Linked DNA regions of Homo sapiens: region 1 is linked to region 2. The links are chromatin loops, found by intact Hi-C in ENCODE. Cell type or tissue: breast epithelium. All regions are shown on one strand.

Region 1 (5,000 bases), 250 kb before region 2:
GGGATGGAGTCTTATTATGTTGTCTGGCTGGTCTCCAACTTCTGAGCTCAAACAATCTCCCGCCTCAGCCTTCCAATGTGCTTGCTGGGTTTACAAGCTTGAGCCACTGCACCCGGCCCCCCAGACATTTTCAATACCCTGCCTGGAATTCCCCAATTAGACAGGCAGAGTTAGGTTCCTATAAAGAAGGAAAAACATGTATCTGGGAAAGAGAGTGAATTAAGCCATTATCATCCAGAAAGACCTTGGGAGATGGGTTTCATGAAAGACAAAACATCAAGGGAGGAGCAAGGACAAAAGTGGTGGTAACGGTGGTATAACTAAGAAGGGATGGAGGCTGCTACAGTAAAATTGAGTGATACCCAAATAAAGTGTTTCATATGTCACAGTTCTGCTGGTGATCAGTTTACGTATGTGTATCACACTAAACACTTATTAAGTAAAACCAAAAACAACAGCACACGTATACTGAAATATGCATCAGAATCAACAACCCATAACCTATTTACCCACAGAAACTGATTATAGGTAGAGTGTAAGTCAGGGGGTGAGCAGAGGGCAGAAGAGTATAGTGAGGAGCGTAGAAGAGAAAGTGTTTCTGCACAGGTCAACAGGGTACCTGTGACCTTGAGTTCTGAAGGCCAAGTTAAGGTCACTCAGGGAAAGTATGAAGGTTGGGAAGTCCACACAGTGCTAGTATAGGCTGAGAATATAGAAGCTGGCCCTGCCTGAGCACCAAGGGCCATGCCACCCCGGCCTATTTTACAGTTGCAAAAAGAAAAACACTAACACATATTAGTTAAGCATTTATTTATTTCTCTGCAGAGCAATCACTCGATCAATTATCCGAGTAACTGACAAGTCAGCCAGTACTGATGTACAAAACAGGTACTAATCCTCATTAAGAGCAACAACCTAAATAAAATCATTAGGAAATAGCCATAGACTTTTTTTTTCAGTTTTTCATGATTTAACAGACAAATACGCTGCTTGAAAACATTTCAGACAGGAGGAAATAATAAAGGAGTTAATAATTTGCCTGTTCTTGGCTCCTTGCAACTAGATACAAAAAGGGTGGAAAATAGTACACCCCACCAAAAAACCCACTAAAAATTGATCATGTTATGAATGTTTAACAACTGTAAATTCAGTCTTAAATTTTATTTAAGATTAATGAAAAAACCGCATTCAGATCTACGAAGCCTAAACCTAGGATTTAAAAAATATTTTTTAATTACTTGCAAATATTATACAATACAGATGTTCTTATAATCTAAAATATATATGATTTGGATCAAATAAAACGATGGCAAATTACAGTAAATTAGAATATATTCAAACATAAAAAAAGACTTTCAAAAATACAGAACTCAGAATTTAAAGGAACATTAATTTTCATTTGAAAAGTTATCTATTTTTACTAGTCTTTGTAAATTTAGTCAGAAAATTGTATAGTAATATTTACACTCCTTGAAAAGAACTGTCTTACTTGCTGTGTATCTTCAGAACCTAAAAGTGCACTTGATATGTAGTAAACATTCAACATTCAATTTATTTTACAAATAAATTGTCATTCAAGAAAAATTAGAAAAATTTACTGAATGCCTACTATGTGCCAGGTACAATTTAGATGCTGGGAGTAACATGATGAGCAACACAAAGTTAACGAAAAATGTATTACAAAGATTATTTTATGTATATAAATGAACCTGCCTTCAAAATTGAGAACTGAAGGGGCCAAATAAAGTTTGTCTTTACATGTTGAACTTTTTCATACAGTACAGACTTACTTTAAAATTAAGGTATGCTTATAGTAAAAGATTTATAGGCACATATATTTGACATGGGATCATCAAGTATGTGACTGCTGGGAATATTTTAAATCAGGGAGGAGGAAGGAGGAGGAGAAGAAACTGAATAGCAGTTCCATAACCTTTAGCAGAACGGATATATGGCCCATCCTAGTCAATACAATTTCCTTGGCGGGCGGAAGGTAGATAAACTAGATCATCTGTCTGTCCGATTTGAAAAATGCACTTAGCTTTATGAAATAAACGTTTGGTTTTTCTTCTAATAAAGATTCACTTAAAGAGGTTATGACAATAGTGAAAAGAAGAAGAATAGGGAAGAAAAAGGTAAACCATACATTCCTTATTCTAACAAAGAAGAAGCTGAAGAATGCTTTCTTCATGTTTATAGCATTAGTATCTTTGTGCTTCTTACAATAGAAACCAAAACAGAATCTCCATTTAGGTCCACAAAAGTTTAGAAGTAAACTAATCACTACAGTTGTAGCAAGGAAATACTACACAAGTCGAGAACAAAAAAACAAGGTAAGAATAGAAGTCAGTAAGGATTTGACACCTCCCTACCATGACGAGGTAAAGGGAAGTCTAGCAATTCCTTTACAATTCAGGAAACACTACATCTATCACGTGTACAGACTTAAGCATTAAAGACTCATGAGAATTTGGGATAAAATACATTTCTGTGCAGATTTTCAATCTGAGGCAACGTACCTTGATTCTCTTAAATCTTGCCCAAAGACAAGTATCTCAAAGAAAGATGACCATCCTTCCAGTTGATACCATGCTCCTGGCAGTCCAGTGCCTGTCCTTAGAGAGAAATGCTCCTGGCACAGCCAGCCCAGAGGACACATCACCCCCCTGTTCCTTTCTGACAGGCCTCACCACACGGACTTTTGCTACAGCTCCTAGTGGACATGTGTCATTCCACCACTAAAGCGACTGTCTTCTCCAGAGCATGCAGCACACGGCAATTCTCACTCAGCAAGTGCTAGCTGAGTTAAATCACACTTGGTCTCGGGGCCTTGGTTTCTTCATTTAGAAAATGATGGTGGAAATATCTTTTCAGCCCTTTCCACAGAGGTATCATAAGGCTCCAACAAACTAAAGCAGATGAAAAGAGCTCTGGAAAATGGAAAGTGCCACACAAGTGTAAGAGGGCCATCCAGCAGGTGGGCACCATACTCACTGCAATGGATGAAGTTACACAGACAACACAGACACAGTTGGGCTTGAAAGAGTCTTGCTCAAAATTCAGAGGAATCAGGCAGTACACAAAGATTTTAGGAAAATCTGTGTCATGAGTAGTTTTGAGATTCTGATTCAAAGAGGCAAGCATGGTCCCCAGATGATGCCAGAATGGAAGCTCCACAGAAGATATTAATACCTTGCCTGAATTACCCGTCAAAGGATCCCCAAGCCAGCAAACATTCGTATTTGATGAATGGGTGAATCAGAAACAAGGATAAGAGGACCCCCAAGAGCTCCCAACTTCAACCAGGAGGGAGTCTAAGGGGCCTGGCTGGCCTAGGAGACGCAGACTGACCAGCCTCCAGCCTGAAGTCCTGCAGGAAGTCTATTTTAAACCCTTTTCTCCAACCTTTTGGCAAGTTCTCACCATGGGGCAGGAAGTGAGCACAGGCCTGGGAACTCAATAGGCAAACAAATCCAAATTCTACCCTGGGCTCTGCACCTAACTGGATGGCCTCTCCTTAAAATGTGGTTACCAGAACCTGCTTTGCAAGGCTGATGCAAAGATTAAAGTTGATAATATATGTAATTCACTAAGCACAATGCAAGGACATAGTAAACACTAAACAATAAATCATCAGTCCCTTTTGTCTTCTGGGCAAAGGAGGAACCCAAATTAGGCTAGATGATACGAAATCCCTCCCAACTCAGATCTTTAGTCTTGGAGCAGAGACAGAGCCAAATTTCCCTTAAAGCCCTAGCTGGGTTAGAAGTGAGACAATCCATCAAGACAAAACACTGAGAATTACTGGTCCCGTGATAAAGACCTGCTACATAACCATCCATTCCATTTTCCCAAAACTATAACCAAAGTCATCTGAGTGCGAGTGAATTCCATCCCTTGAGGCAACAATGAGCAAGGCAAATATCTGTAACACCCAGCTGGAACAAGGATTTGGCTACAAGAATAAAGAACACTCTAGCACATCCAGAACAAGATTTCGGCGTTGTGTCGGTCTTTGGAAGGAGGAAAAAAATCCCAGAGGTAATGCTTTCAGGTTCAGGCCTTTTGTTGACACACGTAAGAAACTGAGAGAAACAGAGGGCATTTGAGTTGATACTCAAAGAATGAACTCCTTCATACCCTCTAAACTGTTTGCTGAGAAATCAGCAGTGCTATTAGCAACTGCACAAGTGACAGGACACACCATCGACTTCCTGTGCGCCCCAGTGACCTCTGCACAGCAGCACTTGGGCACACTCCATATTTACTTATGGTGCAATCTGATCCTGACTTCAGTGAGTTATTTCGCAAGCCTTTTAAGGGTTACTGCATTTTGTTCCTATAAGAGGCCAGTCCAAATTAGCAACAAAAGAATAGTTAAACACAAGAAAAACCACCTCTTTTGTGCTCAAGAAAGGCAGTCCTGGTCATTAAAAAGGTAAAGTGCTTTATTCGCTATCAACTTTCTTTTGCAAAAATCAGTCCAGTAATTTCCCAAGGGGGGAATCAGTAGTCTCACTCTCCTGAAGATGAGGATTGCCAAAATGGTGCGCCCATATACTAAAAGTGCAAGTTGTCTAGCGTTTGGTTCTGCGCCATGTCTCACAGGAATTATTCCAGCTATCAACGGCTACATAACAAATTACCCTAACATTTAGCATCCTAAAGCGGCCGTTTTATTTTCAATCTTTCTCCCCGCTTTTGTTTTTCAGACTAGATGATTTCTACTGATGTATCTTAAAGTGTACTGGCTCTTTCCTCTGTGATCTTTCTTGAGGTTAAGCACATTCGGTATTTTTTTTTTTTTATTTTAGATACTGTATTTTTCAGTTCTAGGATTTCCATTTGGTTCTTTTTTATAGTTTCTATTTCTCTGCTGAGATATCCCACCTTTTCACTCTTATGAAGCGTATCTCCTTTACATCCTTGAGCACGGTTACATTTGGTACTTTAAAATCCTTGTCTGCTAAGCCCAGTATCTGTGTCCTCTCACAGTCAGT
Region 2 (5,000 bases):
TCAGCCTCACCTTCCTTGCATCTTTGCTCAACCAGGCTCCTTCCTGTCCTTCAAGTCTCAGCCAAGATGCCACCTCTGCAGAGAGCCTTTCCTGCCCATCATCCTGACCAAGTCCCTGCACCTTGGTACCCTACACCCACCCCCCTCTTTATGACACATATCCCCCTTCATATTCCTTTATTTCTTTGTTAATGTATTGATTTTTTTTCTTCTGCCCACTAGTCTATGGGCTCCCTGAAGGCAGGGACAGTGTCAGCCCCGTTTGCTGCTATGCCCTGGGTTATTGAGCACATCTCTGATGCTCAGTACATTTTTGTTGGTGCATGAATGGAGAGGGCAATGCCTAGCAGCTGGCGATGCCGTGCGTTTTGAGACAGAGCCACGTGTAACATGACAGCCACTGCTGAGATAGCCATTCTCTCCATATTACAGCAGAGGAGACTGGCTTAGAGAGGTGGCAGAGTCCCTGTACCCGGTGTGGCTTTCCAGATACTGCCCTCTGCCAGCATGGGAGCTGTGGTCCACCCACCTCCACACCTCCACTCCTGGGTCCATTTCTTTTCTTTTTTTTTTTTTTGAGACAGAGTTTCACTTTTGTCACCCAGGCTGGAGTGCAAAGGCGCGATCTCGCCTCACCGCAACCTCCGCCTTCCGGGTTCAAGTGCTTCTCCTGCCTCAGCCTCCCGAGTAGCTGGGATTATAGGCATGCGCCACTATGCCCGGATAATTTTGTGTTTTTGTAGTAGAGACAGGTTTCACCATGTTGGTCAGGCTGGTCTCGAACTCCCAACCTCAGGTAATTCGCCTGCCTCGGCCTCCCAAAGTGCTGGGAATACTGGCATGAGCCACCACGCCCAGTCACTCCTGGGTCCATTTCTGAGTCCCTCCTCCACTAGGGGCTTTTTTCCTCACTGGGAAGGTCCCGGGGCAATGGCTTGATGAGCAATAAATGCAACAAGAGCTCCATGCTTTTAAGTGGGCTGCCAACAAGTTAGAGATTTCAAGTTATTCCACACACATAAAATTTGGAGAACCACGGGCTCTGCCAAGCCTCTAGTAGATGCCTCCCACACAGCACAACACCCAATTCAAGGCTTATATGGTCAGGATTTGTGTCCCCACACAAACCTCATCTTGAATTGTGACCCACAGGGATTTACGAAGAGACCAGGTGGAGGCAATTGAATCATGGGAGTGGATCCCTGCTGCTGTTCTCGTGATAGTGAGTTCTCATAAGATCTGATTATTTCATTTTGTTTTATTTTTTATTTTTATTTTTACTTATTTTATTTTTTTTGAGATGGAGTGTTGCTCTGTCGCCCAGGCTGGAGTGCAGTGGAGTGCATCTCAGCTCACTACAGCCTCTGCCTCCCGGGTTCAAGCAATTCTCATGCCTCAGCCTCCCAAGTAGCTGGAATTACAGGAGCGAGCCACCACACCCAGCTAATTTTTGTATTTTTAGTAGAGACAAGGTTTCACCATGTTGGCCAGGCTGGTCTCGAACTCTTGACCTCAAGTGATCCACCTGCCTCTGCCTCCCAAAGTGCTGGGATTACAGGCATGAGCCACCGCACCCGGCAAGATCTGATGATTTTATAAGGGAGGGGCTCTTCCCGCTTCACTTGGCACTTCTCCTTCCTGCAGCCTTGTGAAGAAGGTGCCTGTCTTCTCTCTTGCCTTCCACCATGGTTGTAAGTTTCCTGAGGCCTCCCCAGACAGGCAGAACTGTGAGTCAATTAAACCTCTTTCCTTTATAAATTACAGTCTTGGGTATGTCTTTATCGTGGTATGAAAATGGACTAATACAAAGGCATTCCAGAATGCGGTCTACTGTCTTCATGGGACTCCTCCTGCAGTGACAACCCCATGTCCATGTCCTCAGGCCAGGCGGTGATGGGGGAATCCCTGGAGGCTGAGGAAGCACCAAGGAAGTGGTCAAAGAAGGCTTCCTGGCCGGGCACGGTGGCTCACACCTGTAATCCCAGGACTTTGGGAGGCTGAGGTGGGTGGATCACTTGAGGTCAGGAGTTTGACACCAGCCTGGACAACATGGTGAAACCCCGTGTCTATTAAAAATACAAAAATATTAGCTGAGCATGGTGGCGCACGCCTGTAATCCTAGCTACTCAGGAGGCTGAGGTGGGAGGATCACTTGAACCCGAGAGGCAGAGGTTGCAGTGAGCCGAGATCGTGCCACTGCACTCCAGCTTGGGCAACAGAGTGAGGTTCTGTCTCAAAAAAAAAAAAAAAAAAAAGGCTTTTTGGAGGAGGTGACCCAACACTGGCACTTTCACAGTCTATAGGATGAGTAGGAGTTAAAGAGGTTCAGGACCAGGAGAAGTGGCCTCGGGGAGGGTGACAAACATCCCAGATAAGGGAGCAGGCTGTGTACAGGTCTAGAGGAAGGATGTTGGGTTCAAATAGTGGGTGTAGCTCAGCAGAGGTTGGGGATAGGGGTGATCAGAGGAGGGGCTGAAAGATGGGTGGGGCCGCCACAGGAAGGGTGGACAGTAGGGAGTGGTCCTATACCAAACACCTCAAAGAGGGTTAAGAATTTAGTCCAGGCACCGTGACTCACACCACTTTGGGAGGCCAAAGCAGGCAGAACACGAGGTCAGGGGTTTGAGACCAGCCTGACCAACATAGTGAAACCCTGTCTCTATTAAAAATACAAAAAATTGGTTTGGCGTGTTGGCGCGTGCCTGTATTCCCAGCTACTCGGGAGGCTGAGGCAAGAGAATCACTTGAACTGGAGAGGCGGAGGTTGCAGTGAGCCGAGATTGCATCATTGCACTCCAGCCTGGATGACAGAGTGAGACTGCATCTCAAAAAAAAAACAAAACAAAAAAAAGAAATTTGGCAGAAGCCAGCTGCCCTCCCAGCTCCCTGCTGGAGGCCCGTCTTGCACTTTTATCTAAGGATGTTAATTTCCATGTGTCGTTCGCCCCAGCATGTGCCAGGCCTTTGGTCTCATTTTACTTACACAGTCAGCCGTGAGAGACACATGCTCTCCTGTCTCACAACAAGGGAGGCAGGATCATAAAGGAACCAGTCAGCTTCATGAGGACCCATGGCAGGGCCAGGATGCAACCCAGGCATGCCTGGGACCCGAGCCATTTCTCACCACCACACCGCGCCCACACAGCACACTGCCAAATGATTGCTTAGTGTTAGGAGCTGAACTGTGTCCCCCGCAAATTCGTCTGTTAAAATCCTAACCCTAGTCCTTCAGAATGTGCCTGTATTTGGAGGTAGGGTCTCTGCAGAGGTCATATGAGTGGGCCCTCCCTAATCCAATAGGAAGAGGATTATAAGAAGAGGGGGTTGGGACACAGACACACACACACCCAGAGTAGACCATGTGATAACCAGGGAGAAGACAGACAGCCCTCTGCAAACTAAGGAGAGAGGCCTCAGGAGAAACCAACCCTGCCGACCCATTGATTTTGGACTTCTGGCCTCTACAATACATTTCTGTTGTTTAATCATCCAGTCTGTGGTCCTTCATTATGGCAGCCCGAGCAAACTAGTACAGCTGGAGACTTGAGGGAGAGGAATTATGTGTCTATGATCTGGGACATGATAGCTCTTTTCTTTTGTTTTTTGTTTGTTTGTTTATTTGAGATGGAGTCTTGCTCTGTCACCTAGGCTGGAGTGCAGTGGTGCAATCTTGGCTCACTGCAACCTCTGCCTCCCAGGTTCAAGTGATTCTTCTGCCTCAGGCATGTGCTACCACGACCAGCTCATTTTTGTATTTTTAGTAGAGTCGGTGTTTCACCATGTTGGCCAGGCTGGAACCTCAGGTGATCCGCTCGCCTCGGCCTCCCAAAGTGCTGGGATCACAGGCGTGAACCACCTCACCCAGCCTGATCTGGGACATTGTAAATAGGTGTGAACCAGGGAAGGAAGGAGCGGGAGAACACAACATTCCAGGACGTTCCAGAACCTCCACTATCCTGGGACACCAGTTCAAACAAAATGAACGTCATTTATCTTTATGTTAAAACATAGTTCCCGGGAGCTTATATCCAGGGCAACTTGAATCTATACTCCCATGTTGTAGTCCTCGAACGGAACCCAAATAAACTCTCTACTGGAAGAAAAATAAATAAATCAACCCCATAGTTCCTGAGTTCCATACTTCTACTCTGCTTTGAAGACTGAAGTTCCTATGCCACAGGAACAAAAGTCCAGAAACAAAAAAGCTGGTAGGATCCTAACACCGGGGGCAGGGAGAGTGCCGTTCTGGCTCTCTAATGGTAGTTGGTGGAGCTGGAAAAAGTGAATGTCCAAAAGATTAAAGCATGGGTGCTCATGTGGAAGAAACAGAACAAAACAAAACCATTACGTGGCTGAAGCAAATGCAATTTTGTTTGTCTCTCATTCTGACAAAACGACAGAACACGCACCAAAGGAGTTCTGGAAAGACTGCCCCATAGCCTGGGGGCAGCAGTGGCAATGGGACAGTCGTTTCGTGCGAGTTTTTGTTTGTTTCAGGGAAGATTTGCATTTCTTCCATATGAGCCATAACTATTGCTTAGAAATGGTGATCTTTAAATTTCCTGTTGGTCCAGGTTGCAGAACAGTGAAGTGGGATTCTAAAGGATGTCTTTCTTTTTCTTCCTGTGTTTGAGGAATTCCCACTTAAGAGCTCCATTAGGAGACCCGGCTTTCTTTCCACTACAGGAACAAAACTCTCACTTCTCCCCCACCAGCTTCCCTTAAATCTGGGGTGCTGGCCCAGGACCGAGGCCAAGCCATCAAATGTGGCCACCCTGGGCTTTGTCATGGGGGCCAGTGGTGGGAAGGAGCAGGGTGTCGTGGGTAGCAATTAGCTAGGCCCAGTGTCTCAGGTGGTAAATGAATTTATCAAGACAGCTGTAAATAAAGAAAAGCAGATTTATAAGAGAAGATATAGAAAATACGTTGCGTGGCCGGGTGTGATGGTTCATGCCTGTAATCCCAGGACTTTGGGAGGCCGAGGTGGGCAGGTCACAAAA

Evidence for each region. A loop is a pair of places that touch in the nucleus more often than their neighbours do. Peaks named below come from ENCODE experiments on the same cell type or tissue, not always from the same donor. Only the 100,000 strongest peaks of a DNase experiment are listed, where the experiment ranks them.
Region 1: a loop joins it to region 2, with 7 times the contacts of the local background. A loop is called at or near these places in 1 of 110 quality-filtered maps.

What each region holds. Positions count from the first base shown.
Region 1 is chr22:45,742,338-45,747,337 of GRCh38, reverse strand. All of the region lies in intron 9 of ATXN10 (ataxin 10), which reads right to left. Among named protein-coding and RNA genes, the nearest start is that of MIR4762, 16 kb to the left of the region's middle. In breast epithelium, no CTCF peak of the experiment used is centred here; no DNase peak of the experiment used is centred here; H3K27ac peaks cover 1,189 bases.
Region 2 is chr22:45,491,452-45,496,451 of GRCh38, reverse strand. No RefSeq gene overlaps it. Among named protein-coding and RNA genes, the nearest start is that of FBLN1, 8.9 kb to the left of the region's middle. In breast epithelium, no CTCF peak of the experiment used is centred here; a DNase peak (open chromatin) is centred at 2,798; H3K27ac peaks cover 2,188 bases.